3 separate regions of the Homo sapiens genome follow, and all the other regions are linked to region 2. Evidence: chromatin loops called from intact Hi-C (ENCODE). Cell type or tissue: mammary epithelial cell. All regions are shown on one strand.

Evidence for each region. Peaks named below come from ENCODE experiments on the same cell type or tissue, not always from the same donor. Only the 100,000 strongest peaks of a DNase experiment are listed, where the experiment ranks them.
Region 1: it touches region 2 in a loop (1.8-fold over the local background); 8 of 110 quality-filtered maps call a loop at or near these places.
Region 3: it touches region 2 in a loop (4-fold over the local background); 7 of 110 quality-filtered maps call a loop at or near these places.

Annotation. Positions count from the first base shown.
Region 1 is chr22:30,223,062-30,225,561 of GRCh38, reverse strand. No RefSeq gene overlaps it. Among named protein-coding and RNA genes, the nearest start is that of LIF-AS1, 15 kb to the left of the region's middle. RefSeq lists enhancers at 1,679-2,178, 2,179-2,500. In mammary epithelial cell, a CTCF peak has its summit at 1,276; a DNase peak (open chromatin) is centred at 1,261; H3K27ac peaks cover 1,716 bases.
Region 2 is chr22:30,177,210-30,179,709 of GRCh38, reverse strand. It overlaps a transcript of HORMAD2 not described here. Among named protein-coding and RNA genes, the nearest start is that of LIF-AS1, 61 kb to the left of the region's middle. In mammary epithelial cell, a CTCF peak has its summit at 1,317; no DNase peak of the experiment used is centred here.
Region 3 is chr22:30,114,415-30,116,914 of GRCh38, reverse strand. The region is part of intron 7 of HORMAD2 (HORMA domain containing 2); the gene reads right to left. Among named protein-coding and RNA genes, the nearest start is that of HORMAD2, 35 kb to the right of the region's middle. In mammary epithelial cell, a CTCF peak has its summit at 988; a DNase peak (open chromatin) is centred at 374; H3K27ac peaks cover 880 bases.

The sequences.
Region 1 (2,500 bases), 46 kb before region 2:
TATTCCTTCTCTGGGATATTGATCCTGGGACACCAGCCCTCCCTTCTTCATCATTCTGTAATGACCCACCAGTACTCTTGGCAGTTAGCTGGAGGAATCTTTTGGGATGTTTCCTCATGCCTCTTCCACTTAGCTCAGGCTGTTCCCTATGAGGAAATGCTGTTCCCTGCTGCCTCCATCTGTTACTTGATTACGCAGCCTCCAGATCAGCCCGGACACTTCCTTCTCAGCAAAACCTCCTTTTGCCCCCTCTCCAGCTGCCTGGTAAAGTTAACTCTTGGCCCTTTGTCCTAAGGGCTATGTCTTTATCCATTTTTCTTTTCTTTTTGAGATAGAGTCTTACTCTGTCACCCAGGCTGGAGTGCAGTGGTACAATGATCATAGCTCACTATAATCTCAAACTCCTGGGCTCAAGCAATCCTCCCATCTCAGCTTCCCCAGCAATCGGGACTACAGGCATGTGCCACATGCCTGGCTAATTATTTTAGAGACAGGGTCTCGCTCTGTTGCCCAGGCTGGTCTCAAACTCCTAGTCTCAAGCGATCCTCTTGCCTTGGCCTTCCAAGGGCTGGGGGTTATAGGCATGAGCCACTGTGCCTGGCCCATCTTTCTATTATCAGAGTCTAATTCAATCCTGACCTGAGGGCAGTCACTCAACCCACGCATGTTCACGGGAAGGTGGGCTCCCATCGAAAAGCCCCAGTTTCCAGGTTAAAAGGGCAAGCCCAGCTTTGCTCTGGTCACTCAGTGGATGGCATGGGAGCCCCTGATAGTGAAGCTGAGAACTCTGGCTTCAGCCACTTGCAAGGGACTCCACCTCTCTGAGCCTCAGTTCCTCAATCAGTAAAAAAAGGAAAGGAATGCATGGTAAACCTCAAAGCGATGAGAAAATGCTTGTGAGTCTTTTCAGAGCTCCGGCCTTGTGACAGTGGCTCTCCTGAGGCTGTGGCCACTGCTGTCAGGCTGGGACCAGACCTGGGGTGTCTCCATTCAGGGCTCTGTCATCCAAACACCGCAGGGTCTGACCGGGTGTGCTCATGTCCCTGGTCTGTAACCCTTTCTGGGGTAATGAGTTCCATAAGTTTATCTTTGCTGGGTACTGTAAATTCCTGTTTACCAAGGGACCCACAGAAATAAACAGAATACTCGGATGACCAGAATTTTCCATCTCAGCATGTTCGAGGATAGCCCGAGTCACAGCTCTCACCGGCAACCTTGCAGAGCCCTGAGGGCATCCTGTAAAGCTGGGATGCGCCTCACCATTAGGTGGGGTCAGTTACAGAATCGCAGATCACGGCAGCCAGGAGGACCTCAGAGAAACCTTGGGAGTTTCTAACCAGGCTCTGAGGATCTCTGTGGGGCTGGCAGGTGACTCAGAGCCACTTTGGGAAGGGTTTTTTTTTTATTGTTCTTTGGGACAGAGAATTGCTCTGTCACCCAGGCTGGAGTGCAGTGCCACAATCTCAGCAAACTCTGCCTCCTGGGCTCAGACAATCCTCCCACCTGAGCCTCCGGAGTAGCTGGGACTATAGACACACACACTGCACTCTGCTAATTTTTGTATTTACTTTTTGTATAGATGGAGTCTCACCATGCTACCCATGGCTGGTCTCGAACTCTTGGACTCAAGTGATCCACCTGCCTTGGCCTCCCAAAGTGCTGGGATTACAGGCATGAGCCACCACTCCTGGCCTTGGGATGGGGTTTTACATATGGGATATTACATGAGATTTTCCTTTAAGAAGTAGGGACTTCTTCTGCTAAAACCAAAATAAAAACACCCGGAAAGCTTGGAAACTGCCAACATAGTTCAAATCTTCATCGCTCTACGAAAGAAACCCCACAAAGACAGCCCCACAAAGGGCGGTGGGCTTCCTGCCAGCCCATGCTATGGCTCCCACTTAATCAGAATATTCAGTTAACAGGAACGCCCTCCGCCTGACCATTTCCCCGTGGGACTTCCCTTGTTTCCCCTAAAGCGTCCTCCTTCTGGCTTTGAAGACAGAGACCAGGTCGGGTATCTGGGGTTTCATGAACGAGGCTGTGGTCACCCTCATTATCCAGGTCATTTCCTCCTACAGGGGAGGCTCCTGCCCACACGTCCTGCCCCTCGTCCTTCCGGTGGACACTGTGGGCCTCTCTCTGGGTTAGAGACCTGTGCACGGAGGAGCCGGACAGCGGGCTGCTTCCCAGGGGTGCATTCAGGGGACTCGAGGGCTGCAGAGTCAGGCAGCCCCAGCTGACCAGGGCTGGTTCACGGATACCCCTGAGCCGATGTGTCTGCCTCAGTCCTCAGTCCCTTAGTACATGTGTGGTGAATCCCTACTATGTGGGGATCCAGAGTTGAACAAGAGCCAACTGGCCCTCCAAGAGCCCAGCGTCCAGTGGGAAGACGGACATGGAGACCCTAGACACGGTGCTATTTAGGGGAGCACAGAGGTGCTGGAATATAATAAAAGATGGGGTGTGAATGGGATGGGTGGGGGAAGGATGAAGGGAG
Region 2 (2,500 bases):
GAATAGTTTACACATAGCCAGTGGTACCTGTGAGCCACCACCTACTGTAAGACTGAGTTTGCTCCTCCCAGACGGCAAAACTCTAATTGCAGAGATATTGTGCACCCAAGGGGATATTATATGAGCAGATTAGCTCCTTAGGACCTCAAGTCTTGCCATTTCTAAATAGGAATTTGACTTTACCAATGGATAACCCAAGGGCCCATTAATAAAAGCTTTTTTCTTTTTAACTAAGACAAGGGTGTCCTCCTTCTCTATCAAAACTGGAAATTATGTATCAAGTCTCAGCCATGACCTCAGTACACAAATCACACAGTCACACTGAAAATATTACCTTTTTTTCCTTTAAACAAACTAAAAATGTCTAAAGGGGATACATTTAGGCATTTTCTCGCTTGTACAGAATCTAGAATCCTACATTGTAGCAGACCTTGACTTAACTCTTACATGCATAGTGTGTTCAGTTTCATTTTATTATTTGGGACCTCTTTCTAAATGATGATGATTATAACTGAGAATTATTTTATTATAATATTTTGTGGAAGTCCCTAAATATCCAATACTGTTGGGTTTGAAACCATAAATTGACAATTTTAAGATACATTAAAGTTGGCTCTAATGGTTAGTGGAATTTTAAGAACACACACACAACTCTGAACTCATGTGAATGCAACTTTGATACTGATGAACATTTCCAGCCTCTTCCTGGAAGAGGTGAGCTGGAGAATGAAAGGACCCAGACAGCAGAGGGACCTGCAAGAGGGGAAATGAAGGTGTGGTTTCGGTGCCTGGCTTCAAAGGCTGGCGGCAATCATGAACCTAACCCATGTCTTTCCAGCTAGACCAAATTTCTGTAAAGACAGAAAAACCCCAAACAGCCAAATTCAAATTTCCCCTACATAACTTTTTATTTAATAATGTCTCAGTTTCCAACTATCATCATCTAATCTTTGTGATCACACTGATGAACCAAGCACAGTCAGAGTGAGGGAATGGCTGGTCTAGAACAGCTCAGGCATCCCAGCATGGGGCCTGTTTTCATTCTTTTCACTAAAGTGTCAGCTCCTTGATGCACTTGTGTTTATTCATCCCATTACAATTAAGAACCAAAATGAATAGAGAAAAGATTTCTTTCCTTCTAATAAATCATTCAGTAGATAGAACTGAATACACTCCAATATTGATAGCTGGTTGCATATTTGAGCTCTGCTGTGTAAAATCAGATAGTTCACATTTTCACAGTTCTCAGATTCCCTTGGTAACAGATCTCCTTCCGTGTGTGCCCAGCCAAGGGCACAGGCCCAGAAACTTCTCTGTTGTCTCACATACACACTGCCTCAGAAACACACAGTCCACCTACTGGCAGTGATAAAGACTGTTCAGATGGGGAAAGAGGTGTTAATAGAGATAATAAAATCACTATAGAAATTTTCTAGATAGATTCAGATTTGAGACTTTGACTTAAAGGATCTGTCAGCCTTAGGCTAAGTTTATGACTATCACAAATACAGATTATGAGCTCAATTCCCCTTGAAGCAAAATAGTTCCTTTTGAAATCCAGATTAACTAATTACTCAGTAGTGCTAATTTGCTTTGAGAGTCTTTATAGAGTTTTTGTGAAGCTCCTCTGTGTTCAAATACCTGCAGTGAAGACAAGCTCACTAACTCACAAGGTAGCCCATCTCAAAATTTTGACAACTGACAATTGTAGAGTTAAAAAGCTCCTCCTGGGCTGGGTGTGGTGGCTCATGCCTGTAATCCTAGCACTTTGGGAGGCTGAGGTGGCTGGATTACTTGAAGTCAGGAGTTCGAGACCAGCCTGGGCAACATGGCGAACCCCCATCTCTACAAAAGACACAAAAATTAGCCAGGCATGGTGGCACATGCTTGTAGTCCCAGCCAGTCCGGAGGTTGAGGTGGGAGGATCACTTGAGCCTGGGAGGTCAATGTTGCAGTGAGCTGAGATTATGTTGAAAAAAAAAAAAAAAAAAAAAGCTCCTCCTTATAAATTGATCTCCTATAGCCTTTACTGATTTGCTCTTAGACCTTCTCTCTGGAGAGACACAAACCTAATTCCTCTACTAGACAGCTAATCTCTTTATGTGATTCTCTTCAAAGAAATTATAGTGACTCAGTCTACAATTCTATCAAGGATATAAGTCCAATACCTTTCCCCTCCTTCTTTCAGTGGCAGAGCAGGCTTTCATGAGTCCACTTAATATGCTAAAAGAAGGGGAAATGCTCCTCCTTGCCTGCAGGCCCCAGTGCTATAGCCCAATTTAAGACCCCAGTTTGGTAGGCTGCCCTAGATAGTCAAGAATGGCTGAGAGTCTGGCAAGGGGCAGTGCTGAACAGGCAGGCTCCCTGGGATTTTCCTACAGAGATTCACTTTAGTCTGGGTCAGAGGTCATTGGTTCTCCATTTTGTGTGTGTGTGTGTTAGAATCTGGAGAGTTTTCCACAGTGCCTGAACCTGAGAGTTTGATTTAGTAGAAATGAGG
Region 3 (2,500 bases), 63 kb after region 2:
GGGTGTAATTGCTCTGCCAAGCAAACAATGCTCATTCTTCCTGCCTGCCCATGTTTCTCAATCAACTCTAGCTTTTTAATGCTCTGAGTGATCTTTTGTTTTTTTAAATTGTAACAAGAGTAGGTTGTTTTAGTAGTTGATAATTTTATTTACACTTTATTATTTGATCCCTGAAGCAACTAATAAAAGAGTTATAGTTATAATTGTTTTACAGAAGATGCTAATCCTTAATTAACTTCAGTCTGACTCTGGCTTATCTAGGAAAGTATATTTACAGCAGGCACTATTCTTAACACCTCATATAACACTTTTCAGACTAATGTGTTGCCTAATAAAGATGAACCATTGAACTGCTCATCAGTGGTTTCTATGAATCATACTAAATATAGTCACATAGGCCAAAGCAGCAGCAACATATGCAGCCTCTCCTTCTCCCTCCACATTCCAACCCATTGGCAAGACTTTTCAGGTCTATCTCTAAAGCAAATTGCAAGTCCATCTGATGCTCATTCTCTGTTCTGCAGCCAAAAGTAGTTTTTGAAAATACAAATCAGACCATGTCACTCATTTTCTTAAAAACCCCCATTAGCTTCTCACCACCCTTAAAATAAAATCCAAAAGTTATCTTGATTTGCAAGGCCCTACCCATCTGTCCCCTGTCTGCCTCTCTAACCTTATCTCTGGCCACTTTCCCTTGCACTCAGCTAAGCTCCAGGCTCATGGCACCTTTTCTATGCTCAAACACCCAAGATTCCTTCCTGTCTTAGGGCCTTTGCACAGCTATATTCTGGAACATGTGGTCTCCGGTTAATGATAATAATAATATTCAGGCACTGCCCTAAATATTTCACAAGTTCATCTCCTTGTGTAGCCAACACTCTGAAGTAGACATTAGTCTCATTATTGATGTAGCTAGTAAGTGGTAGAACTGCGATTTGACGCCAATGCCTGTGATGTTAACTGTGGTGTTATTTGGCCTGTCACATGCCATTGCCCTTCACAGACTTGCATGGGCTGACTCCTTCTGGTTATTCATCTCAGCTCAAACAGTAGCCTCTCAGGGATGCCTCCTAGGAACTGCCCAATCTAACACAGCCATCCAATCCCTCCTTCTTCATTCTCCACTTCAGCACTCTCTAGTACATCACCTGTTTAAAAAATTTTCTTCATAGCACTATGTCTATCTGAAATTGTTTGTACTAATTTTTATTTATTTATTTATTGTTTATCCTACCTCATAAGAACGTAGGCTTCTAGAGAGCAGGGATCTTGCCTATCCCATTCACCCCTGTGTTTTTATACCTTGAACAGTGCTAGGCACATAAAAGGAACCCAATTAATATTTGCTGAATGAATAAATATTTGGCCAAGGTAGAGTTCATGCTTACTTAGGATTTCATCCTACAACGATTTTTTTCTAAAATAAAGTATCTAAAAGTATATTGTGGCTAGAAATGGACACTACTTATAGTTAAGTTTATGAGGCAATCTATTAAAGGTGAGTGTTGGCCAAGTGCAGTGGCTCACACCTGTAATCCCAGCATTTTGGGAGGCTGAGGCAAGGGGATCCTTTGAGACCAGCCGGGGCAACATAACCCCACATTTGCAAAAATTTTAAAAAATAACTGGGCATTGTGGCGAACAACTGCAGTCCCAGCTACTTGGGAAGCTGAGGTTGGAGGATCGCTTGGGCCTAGAAGGTCAAGGCTGCCATGAGCCAAGATCACACCACTGAACTCCAGCCTGGGTGATGGAGGGAGAGCCTGTCTCTTAAAAAAATAAAAAATAAAGAGTATTGATCACCTCCAATGGTAAACAGGCACAAAGGAATAGATAGTGAAACCATAAGATTTATGCCTTCACCATATTCATATATAATAATTCTATATGGTCTTATATGCATTAAGCTGTGTAAATCTTATTTACATTTTGGCTTACATGTTTTACTAATACTTGCTACTCATTTTGTAGTGTGTTCCTATAGAAAAGCTACACTATCACTCTTCACTACTTTAGTACTTAGTTTACTTAGATGCTTAGTTACTTTCGTTGGTCATCTCTTTCATGAGATGGAGCAACCAGAACAAAACTTATAGCACAGAAGTACCATAACTTTGTAGAATGCTGAAAACTCAGTTGGCCTTCTGAACTAGGGACACACACTTGTTTGATTTAAGCCAGAGGTTCTCAATTGTTATACCATGACATACTCTTCACAAGAGTGCTGCAAATTTTAATCCAACTGTCTAGTGTATTTTTGCTTCAGGCATATATAAACATTGTTATTGTTTGTGCAATTTTGTTTAGGAAAGGATATACTTCCAGGCATATAACTCAAGAAACATGGCACAATATGAGATGAATGCCAAAGACGATGTTTATGTTAGAATGTTGTTTTTGAGTACATAAGAGAATGAGATCAGGGAGCTAAATAGTTTTATCAGTGACTTGATGCTAAATAGCAATCATAAAATAATGTAACTTGTGGATGCTTTTTAGG